Regions from separate parts of the Homo sapiens genome. Here region 2 is linked to region 1. A link is a contact called in ENCODE Hi-C or POLR2A ChIA-PET data. All regions are on one chromosome and are shown on one strand. The core of a region is the stretch at or near the end of the contact, and the rest is flanking DNA. Distances in the headings are between cores, read along the strand shown. Region 1 overlaps ETS1 (ETS proto-oncogene 1, transcription factor). Region 2 overlaps FLI1 (Fli-1 proto-oncogene, ETS transcription factor).

Region 1 (5,063 bases), core at 1,454-3,953:
GCAGAGAACACTGACAGGAGGGGCCATCAAGGAATGAGCAAGCCTTTTCAGAATGTTGTTCCTATTCACGAAGGGGCAGAGGCTGAGGAGGAGGAGGAGGAGGGTGGCGGGAGTGTGGAGGGAAGGGGAAGAGAGAATCAAGCAGAGAGAAAGTATGAATGAGGGAAAGACTTATCAGGTGAGTGGGAGAGAATACTAAAGCGCCAAGGTCTGTCGGGAATCGATTGGACAAAATAGATGATAAAGCGGGTATGGTGGAAGAAAGAAGAGATGTGTGAAAATGGACAGAAAATAAAGGTGGATATTAGTAGCATGGTAGGGAATAATGGGAAAGGAAGATGAAAGATGAATGGGAAAGGGAAAAAAAGTGGGGAGCCCAGAAAAAGACAAGGCAAGAACAGGAGGGGAAGATAACATGAAAGAGAAAAATAGATGAATCTGAGGACATTAGCTATACAGCTAAAAAGGGAAGCCACATTTGCATGCAATTGCCTGTGCAGCTGTACATTTCTTCACAACAATCTTGTAGTCATCATTTTCTTTCATTTCTACCTCCTCCTACCGTCCGCCTCTTCCCCCTCCTCCCTATCAGCCTGGAGCCATTAGCGAGAGCCAATGGGGCTGAGTGCTGGTGTTCTGCATGAATGAATGGGCCCTTTCTGTCTCAGCTTCTCGTCATCCTTCTGTTAGGGAACCTTGTGAATCAATGGAGCCTCTTACACAAGACACGGCTGAAATGTCTGTTGCTGTTTATAGTCTGACTGGAGTGGAGCCACTGACCCTGCCTCCTCTCTGCTCCCTTCCTCTATTCTGTCCCTCAACCTCAGCCCTTTCTCTCCAACCACCATAACAAGAATCATTTTTACGTTTCAGTTTCTTGCTCCTGTCTCTAAGAGCTCACTGACGTTTTACCGTCATTAACTGTCATGACTGGTTCCTACCCACAGTCCTGTTGGATACACAGGGTAACGGTAGCGAGCCTCAGAGTGGTGCCTAGACCTAGCTGAAGTCAGACACTGCCTGTTTTCCAAAACCGACATCAGAGACCCAGCTGAGCACACAGGACACAAGACCTCGTCCATCCCATCAATGCCAGCGGTCCATATTTGATTTCAACTTCACCCTTATGATGCTCATGAATGGTCATAGTTCATATCAGAAAATACGATGCTTACTTAGCACTCTTCCAAAGTGTTATAGTATCAAATTATTTTTCATTTCAAGGATGGATTTGTCTGAAATCAGCCAAACTTATGGATGTGATGTTGTGAGCAAAGTACACTTTTGCAAAATACTTGCTTAGAGCTGGGAAGCAGCCTGGAGCTAGAGAACATAGGAAACACAACTTACCTTCATGAGGAGGAACCTATAGTCTTATTACCATGGTCTTTGATTGATTTGAGAAACAAGACAATACTTTTTCTTGTAGAATGCAGTTTGCTATGTCTTTGGTCACTGAACACAGTAAAACCTTCACTCAACCACATTCACAGCCTATCTGCCACTTCCCATTCTTCATGAGAAAGGACATCTATTTAGTGTAGTAGGAAAGAACCCAGACGCTGGACCCAGGTTGCTTGTGTTTGCATCAGCTCTTCCGTTATAACTGTGTGACCTTAGACAACTTAATCTTGTAACCCAGTTTCCGGATCTATACCAATGATTCTCCAAGCATGGTCCCCAGACCAGCAGCATCACTATCATCTGAGAACTTGTTAGAAATGCAAAATCTCGAGCCGTACCCCAGACTTATCGAAGCAGAAACTCCCAGGGTACATGAGAATCACTTTAGGGTTTGTTAAGACACTGGTTATGGAGTTCTACCCCCAGGGTTTCTGATTCAGTGATTCTAGGCTAAGGCTCAAAAATTTGCATTTCTAACAAGTTCTCAGGTGCTGCTGATGCTGCTGGTCTAGAGATCACACTTTGAGAACCACTAAGTTAGTATGTGTAAAGCATAAAACAGTGCCGTCACTTAGCAAGCCTGATATGAATATTTGCTATTATGACTCATTGACCCAAAGTGCATTTTGGGAGTCCAAACTGGGTTTCATTGAGTCAGAGAGTGACCCACTGATTGGTTGAACACGTTTGGTGACCAGTGCCATGCCCGGGATACTGAGAAAATACATGGAAAAGGGGAAGCCTCAGTTCTCCTTTAAAACAACTTCTATGCAAGTGTGTGTGTGGGTGTACATTTACATGCTAGAGCAAATGGTTTCCATGTGAAATATTACACTTATTTATGACATAAAGTTTGGCAGTATTAATGTGTGGCTTTGGATCTCACTAAAATCTCTAAAACAAATTTACTAACAAAATGGTGGAACTAAAGAATGTCTTTCCCAAATAAACTTTGGAAGTTCAAGTGGGAGATACGCTGAGATTCCGAGTTCATAGTCCCTCCTGGGGCTTTCTCATATGGCCTAGCGGCTGGGAGAGATCAAACCTGGGCCAGTGTTTGGAAAGGGCTATCCACAACCAGGTGGGATGTCTCAGCAGGAAGCACAGATGCCTCCAATTTGGCTTTTAAGTGTTGAGAGCGCTGAGGGAGTGCCAGAGAGACTTGTTAAATGGAGACTCACCTTGCTCTGAAATGTTTATTCTTATGGCAGGTCTGTGGTTTTACAGAATGGTGTTTCAGACTATCATCTGCTGCACCCCTCTCTTCTTTCCTCATTCAGGGTGTGCTTTTCTTTTCTAAAGGGTGTGTGTCAGGTTCTTTGTTCTTCAGAACAGAACGGTCCTGAGAGTGTGTGTGCTTTAGGGATGTTGTAACATTGGACGATTACAATATTGGACTAATGCTGTCCCTGAGAAAAGGCTGGACGGTTCTTCTTAGAGAAGACTTACAGGGAGTCCAGGCAAAGTGAATTAGAAACACAACTGGGCCACTCCAGTCTCTTTATTTTATTTTATTCTTTCAATTTTCTAGCTCAGTGAGGAACTGTCTATGCTAATGCCCAACTATTTTCTAGGACAAGACTAGGGAATTAAACTCCTGTCTTTAAATAAAGTCCAAACATTAAGGGAGATGGGGAAACATGGACCTTTTTGGATTCTGCCTGGATGGCTGTGCTGTTTGGGAGGAGCAAGCTGTAACCCTACCTGAGGTTCCAGCCTTTCACAGAAGGCCGAGGTTGGGGCCTAGCTGCCCTGACAAGCTACTCCCAGGGGAGAGTACTGAGAGAAGCCTGATGCAGGAACAGCCTTGCCATATATCCCCATCCCATCTCTGAGAGGGCCAGGGAAAGAGGAAGGAAAGCAAGGCCAGCCTAGCCCAAGCAGTCCGCTAGGGAGAGTCCACATGCCTAATATCTCCCGCACACTCGCTCTGTCAGTTTGCTCATCTGATACTGAGATTCTGCAAATGCCTGACCCTATTCTCCATAAGTGGAGGGCATGCCTCTGATCAGCTGTGGACTGAAGTTGCTCCTGCTTCCTACATGGCCTCTTTCTTTTTCCTCCCACCTCCTGCTGCCTTGGTAGCTTTTGAGCTGGTACTATTTCATATTCAGATTACAAGGTCTTTTGGTATACATTTTGAGTATAATTGAAGAGTGTTAAGTCTAAGCAGAGGGTTTGGCCTGGTGTTGTGGGAAGAGCCAGCCTATGCCTCAAGACCCCAGCAGCACATCCCGGTACAGGCCTTCGGCCTTGGCTAAGTCCACTGAGCTTCCCAACCCTCACCTTTCACAGGTGAAATACACTCTTTCCAAAGAGTTCTTGTGTCCACTGCATGAGGGTAGTATAGTTAAAAGGTCGTGGCCTATCGCAGGGGACCAATAAATAAACGCTGCTTTTCTTCTTTTTCCTTTCGCCATGGTGTGAGTGTGGATTTAGGTGAATCGAAGAAACCAGATGCCCACTCACATCTGAGTCCTGCCCACTCTTATCTTGCTCAAGGCTAATGTGCTAGCATCTGCCCACTGTGCCTCATTTCACCAGCCAAAGGAGAGGCCAGCCTGGTGAGGGCCAGAAAGAGCTGCACACCCAGGTTAGAGACCAGAGACCCCATGCTCTCAGGAGTGACCCCAACAGCCCCGAGGAAGGAGGGCTTGGAAAGGCCTTTACAAATGTAAATCACCCCTTTAGGTCCCCGGGAAGGAAGGAAACCAAGACAGACAAACCGAAGCCTCTGGGCTGGGTTCGTGGAGTGACAGTGGAAAGGCAAGCCTTCCGCCGGCCCGCCCTCGAACTCGCAGCTTCTCGAACATCCTAGGAAGTAACAGCATTGCGCTGGGACTCCCAGGGGGCTGCGGAGAGAAAAAACGTTCTCTCAACTTTTTCAAACCACAAATATTTGGTCCGAGTTGGGAAAAGGTCCCTGGGGCACCGGGTTCTTATGCGATTCAAGCAGTTTGACCCCTCTCCTGGAACTCCTCGCACGGGGGTGGGACGGTGGACGCCGCCGGCTGGCGTCAGGCCCCGCTCGGCTCCGGCCGCGGCACTGGGTGAATGGACATCTTCGGGTGGGCCGATGAGGTGGGAGCCGGAGCCCAGGAGAGGGGCGAGGGGCGAGGGGCGAGGGGCGAGGGGCGCGTGAGAGTGGAGGGTGGGGGCGGGCTGCGCCGCAGGGACAGCCTGTAGTGCTGTGTCTGGCCGCCTAGAGACACGGGCTCTCTCTCCAGATGTTCACTGTGTTTATAGCTGCCGAGGCAGGAGACCCAGCTCCCTCATTAATAAGTTGCTTTCTTGCACTGCAGCCAGGGGTCTCAGCCCGGAGCCTGCAGCTGGAGGAGGCGGCCCGCTCCCCTCCCCCAGCCTCCCGGTCCCTAACCCCACCCCGCCTTCCTCCCCTGCAATCCTCCCAAAATACACGAGCACACAAAAAGAAAAACACCAGCAGATTTTTTATTTCAGAGAGTAAACACTTGGGCCATGGGGGTCTGGAGGTTATGGGAAAAGAGGAAACCATCAGGCTAATCAGGCAGCACACACTTCCCCTGCTGAAATAAAACAGAAATCATTGCTCCGCAGGGCGGGAGGGTTAACCCCGGCGCTGCCAGCAACGCGGGCGCAGGCGAAGCCGGCCCGGAGCTGGGGCGTCCCGGGACGAGCTT
Region 2 (5,063 bases), core at 1,629-4,128, 180 kb before region 1:
TGCCATTGCACAGGTAGCAGTACTCTGAACCCCTGCAGCTCAGCAGCAAGCCCCGGTCATAATCATGTGCTCTGTCGCTCCTCTCCTCACTGTGCTGATTGCAGCCCAGATAGGAGGAGCATGTGGGAGCTGACTCCTCACTGAACAATGACTTGAGAGAGAGAAAGACAAGAACTTCTTTGCATATGAATGCATCAACATGTGCCTCTCTGGGTACCTTTGCTCCATGTGAAAGGAAGGGAGGCAGCCAAAGTGACCCTTGGCTAATTAGACAAAGGCAGATGGGCACAACAGAGAAAACTTCTGCTGGATCCAGTATTTGCACAGCTTCAGGGACTTTCAGCGCACAGCATCTTATATCACACATGCATAACATTCCTGCCAACTGAGTCCAAATGGCGAATGTGATCTTTGTAGCTTGACCTGTGACACCCAACAAATTCTAGGCAATGGTTGGATTTGCTGTCTGTGACTCACTTTGCATGTTTCCATTATTTTTATCTACTCTGGCCCACTAACTTGACCGTGTTCACTCAGCATCAGCCAGGTTCTAAAGAGTGAGGGGAAGCTGAGAAAGCTTGAATGGCGGAGTGTGTAGAGCTACTGAGATGCTTCCGGGACACCAGCAGGACACTAATCCTACTAGTTTTTCTCCTAGTGTGGATCCTGGACTTGCTGCCTCAAAATCACTTGAAGTGTTGTTAAAAATGAAGATTCCCGGGACCATTCCAGATCCAGTGAATTAGAATCTCTGGAGCTGGAGCCGAGGAATCAGCATTCTTTACACTCCCCAAGGGAATTTTGTGCAGATGTAAGTTTCAGAGCCACTGAGTTAGGTACTCAGTGAAAAAAAAAAACCTCTTGCAATCAAATTTGATTGGAAAACGCTGCAGACTGCATTGTGCGGCCCTTTCCCTTGGAGCTTCAGGATCTCCATTAGTATATTCAAGGCTCTGATAAGTCCTGATGCAAAGAGACTTGTTTAAGTTCCTTTGAATTTCCCACACTCAGTTGAACACAGAATCCTGTTTTGAGAAAGCAGCTTTGAGCATCCCTTGGACACATTTGAGAAGCAATGAGATGCTTTAGTAAGAGCCACTATTGCAAGTCGCTGAAGGACTCTACTTCTCTAGATCTGATTTTTCCTCTCTTTCTCTGCCACAAACCTCCCAAACAATTGTAAAAGGAAGTGTGCTTCTCTGGGCAAAACAAGGGCATGTCAAGCCCAAGAGATCATTTACTTTTTTCTTTCTTTTTTGGTAACTAGTTGGTTTTTTAGAATCATAACTTGCTTTGGTTATGTGTTGGAAGCAACGAAGCATATTCCTCTCATCTTAATCATTTTTGTGTAAATGTCATGTAAAAAAGTGGGGCTTTCCTTGACTTCTCCAATCCCAGGCTTGTATCTATCCGGCCTTAACGTCTTTCTCAGAGCACTCTAGTTTTTCTTCATAATACCTACCACATGTATAATTAGATATTCACCTATGCAAAAGTGTGATTTGTGTCGCTCTCCCATTGGACTACACTCAATGGAGGCAGGGTCTTCCTCTGTTTTGTTCACCTGTGTCCCCAAGGACTTAGCACAATGCCTGGCAGAGTATGCACTCCAAAACTATTTGTCACATGAAAGACTTTCAAAGTTTTTATTTAGCAGCCCATATAGAACATGAGAGTCAAAATGACATAGACTCACGTTGGTTCTGTCTGCCCATCAGAATTTCCTGAAAAGCTTTTTTAAGATGCACGGTTCTACCTTAGATGTCCTAGATGAGAAGGGGGGAAGATAGCTGGAGAATAATCTGGTACTGATTGGCTGAATGGATGGAGAAAGAAGGGAACCAGTGAATTTTTTTCTGGCCTCTTCTGCTATAGGATTTTAGACAAGGCTCAGCATGCTTTGGTGCCTTAATTTATTTCACTGTTTAGTAAAGCTGGAGTCACATTTACCACTCATCTCTTCTCCAAAATTGCATGACATGTCTAGTTAAGCAATTTTTGTTTCTTTTCTTTTCTTTTCTTTTTTTTTTTGAGATGGAGTCTCGCTCTGTCCACCAGCCTGGAGCACAGTGGCACGATCTCGGCTCACTGCAACCTCCGCCTCCCGGTTCGAAGTGATTCTCCTGCCTCAGCCTCCGAAGTGGCTGGAATTACAGGCGTGTGCCACCACACTAAGCTAATTTTTGTATTTTTATTAGAGACAAGGTTTTGCCATGTTGGCCAGGCTGATCTCGAACTCCTGACCTCAAGTGATTTGCCCGCCTCCGCCTCCCAAAGTGCTGGATTACAGGCCTGAGCCGCTGCGCCCCATCTACTTAAGCATTTTGAAATCTTAAAATAGGAGACGGTTCTGAGGTCAAATCACGATGACCGTTTCTAGCATGATGGCTTTTCAGCACATGGCTATGAACTTTGGGTTTTGCCAAATGATTTTTCATGCAAGTTCACTCAGGAAGGGTTTTTTTGTTTGTTTTTTGTTTTATTTTTGTTTTTTGTTTTGTTTTTGTTTTTTGTTTGTTTTTTCTGACACGGCCCCTTTAACAGAAAAAAAAAAGGGCTGCTCAATTTGTTAACCACCCTTTCATACTTGACCTCTTGTTTTGTGGTGCAAAAGTTACACGAGCAGACCGTTAGACAAGCACACTGGCTCGCTGGTGTGTTTTGCACCATCTATCTGCAGCCAGGCAACCTGTGCTCAGAGAAGATGAGAGCAAACTCACCAACCCCCCCACATTTAGGTCCTAAGGGCTCCCTGCCCCTGAGCAGTGCTGGGGTTAGTCCAGCCCAGGTCATAAGCAGCACAGGAAGCAGAGGGCATGGCTAATGTACATGTCACCGTGTGGCTTATGGTCACAGCCTCACCCTACCTTCAAACCTGTGCAAGCTGCAAGAGCAACAGGAAACGGCCAAGCGTCTATATATAGCCACATTGAACTTATCCAAAGGTGCTGTTTTGCACAGATTATTATGAACTTCTTTCACGGGGAGAGGACATGATGGCATGTGCCTTTTCCTCAGGACCTCTCGAAGCACTTGTAAAATTAACTACTCCACCTGAGAAGGAAGAAGGATGTTACACCTTTTGGTTTCTTCATTTTCAAGGCAAACAGACTGGTGCCTTTTCTTTTGCAAAAGATTTCCGGACACATTCAGCAAAGGCTAAGAAAGGATGGGAAACGGCAATGGAAGCATGCAGGATTTCTGTGAGCCTCTAAATACAGCCCATTGGGAAAACCATTCATTCCATAGATTGAGTTTCCCTTGAAAATCATTAATTAGTCTTTGCTTCTCCCTAATACATTTCCCTGGCAAATAAATAAATACACCCCTTCGTGGTGTATCCATCACGCAGCCCTTGGTGTAGCTCTCCCAAGATCCCAAGAGGCAGAGACAAAAGGAGTGGGTGTCAGGGCTTGAAGGGCCCAGCACCACAGACCACCTTTGTTCTCAAAGGGAAGCCTTCAAAAAGAAATGAAAACATGTGTCTGTTCCAGAGCCCTTCTTTACTGCTTTGGAAGTGACTTTCTGGGACTGCCAGTGTATTTATCAGCATTCTAGAATAGAATGCATGTTCTTGATACTGAGCCTGACTTTAGTAGCACCGATTTGCTCCTTACCCAGCTCTTCTCCCTATTGAGTAAGCACAGAAATGAATAGGATGAGCAGCGCAGCTACTGAGAGGCTGACCCACAAAGGTGAGCGTAAACGTGTGGCCTACACCCGCAGTCTGGGTGACCTCAGCCAATTAGGAAACCTCTTTGAGATTCCAGTTTTCATCTGTAAAATAGGGTTGTGAGGATGGAATGAGAGGATATAAGTAAAGTTTTTAACACAGTACACACTTAACAAATGCACAATACAAGGTAGGCATAGTCAAGGTGGTGATAATATACAAATCAGAGTGGGACTTGAGAACAGAAAGAATCCAGATTTCAAGATTTTCGACTTTTCTGTTTCCTGAAACTTCCCTTGCTAACTCAGTTGGCTAGCTCTGGCAACATGAATGAACTTTGTGTTCTGATATTAGAAATGTTTCAAGGTCAAATGCCAGATCAACATAGTTTCCTCAGAGCACTCCCTAACACAGGGCCACTTAATCAACATGGTGCCTAAAAGGTGCAGTTCTTCTGTTCTGAAAAGGCATTAAAGTTATAGAATTGCATTTTGAAAAAATAAGCATCTCTTTAGCAAAAATCATTCTGGAGAACAAGGTCAAAATGCTTCCCATCTCCACAGTCCCACCAGCCAGTACCTGGGACATGCTCTTCCAGCCTGGTTCTCAAGAACCGGGCTCTTGGAATGGGGAAGGAGAGGTGAATGATCTGGTTGCCATCCTTTTAAAAAGGGGTGACAGGTATGTGCATTGATTTAGTGTACATGACGACTGGTAAAAGGACACCAAAGGGAGCAAAAGGGGACCTCAGTTGTCCTGAGTCCTGAGTTCATTCTGGAGCCTGCTTGGTGCACTCGTGTTTCCCCCGGGCAGTGCCATATGCCTCACATACCTCCACTCTGATCCTTTTCTTTTCCCACCTCTTTAAATGCAAAGCATCGCCAACCATTGTTCAGTCTCATCACTGAAAGCTGAACACACAGTGGCAGAGGCCAAAGCCTGTGGCTGTGTGTGCCTGAGATTAAGACTTTTATCTGATCTTTGACAACTTGCAGAGGAAATCCTGTTCCAAAACTCACAGCCCTGAGAGAAGGGTTGCCAGCAGTTCTTCCCTCCCACCTGTGAGATAAATCAGGGCACTTGAAATGCGAACATGGTTGATAAATATAATAAGCTTGCCTCCTCTCGCTCCATTAATCTCTCCCCCTACCTTTTTTCTTTGAACCATGGAGCACAACAAAGTCTCTTGGCAGAGCCGGGCTGGGAGTCCTTTGTGTTGCCCTCGTACACATCCGATTACAAAGCAGAGGTGCCTAGCAGAAGAATCCCTGCAGCTGAAACTCAAATGACCGTCCTGTCTTTAGGATTCACGCAGGAGCTCAGCCAGCTCTTTCTAAACCGAGGCAGACACGGGTAGCTGTGTCATATCTGTGTAGACCCAAAGTGGTTC

The links. Hi-C counts contacts between places; a loop is a spot of excess contacts on that map. ChIA-PET counts read pairs that join two places held with the same protein, here RNA polymerase II (POLR2A). Pooled maps may share reads with other maps.
Region 2: a loop to region 1 is called in a map of OCI-LY7, with 6 times the contacts of the local background. The contact joins two enhancer-like sites. A Hi-C loop is called at or near these places in 2 of 168 maps with a recorded cell type or tissue (GM12878 and OCI-LY7), 35 of 37 single-sample maps with no recorded cell type and 8 of 50 pooled maps. POLR2A ChIA-PET finds 5 or more read pairs at or near these places in 5 of 52 experiments (AG04450, GM12878, OCI-LY7 and 2 more).

What each region holds. Positions count from the first base shown.
Region 1 is chr11:128,548,736-128,553,798 of GRCh38, reverse strand. The region is part of intron 3 of ETS1 (ETS proto-oncogene 1, transcription factor); the gene reads left to right. Among named protein-coding and RNA genes, the nearest start is that of ETS1-AS1, 25 kb to the right of the region's middle. RefSeq lists enhancers at 506-615, 626-885, 1,096-1,185, 1,298-1,367, 2,249-2,790 and a cis regulatory region at 394-894. Within about 2 kb of position 2,703, at least 8 of the 41 ENCODE cell types and tissues checked have a DNase peak (open chromatin) inside an H3K27ac peak, as active enhancers do; they include GM12878 and OCI-LY7, where a contact is called at or near this core.
Region 2 is chr11:128,728,971-128,734,033 of GRCh38, reverse strand. All of the region lies in intron 1 of FLI1 (Fli-1 proto-oncogene, ETS transcription factor), which reads right to left. Among named protein-coding and RNA genes, the nearest start is that of SENCR, 35 kb to the right of the region's middle. RefSeq lists an enhancer at 1-28. Within about 2 kb of position 2,878, at least 7 of the 41 ENCODE cell types and tissues checked have a DNase peak (open chromatin) inside an H3K27ac peak, as active enhancers do; they include GM12878 and OCI-LY7, where a contact is called at or near this core.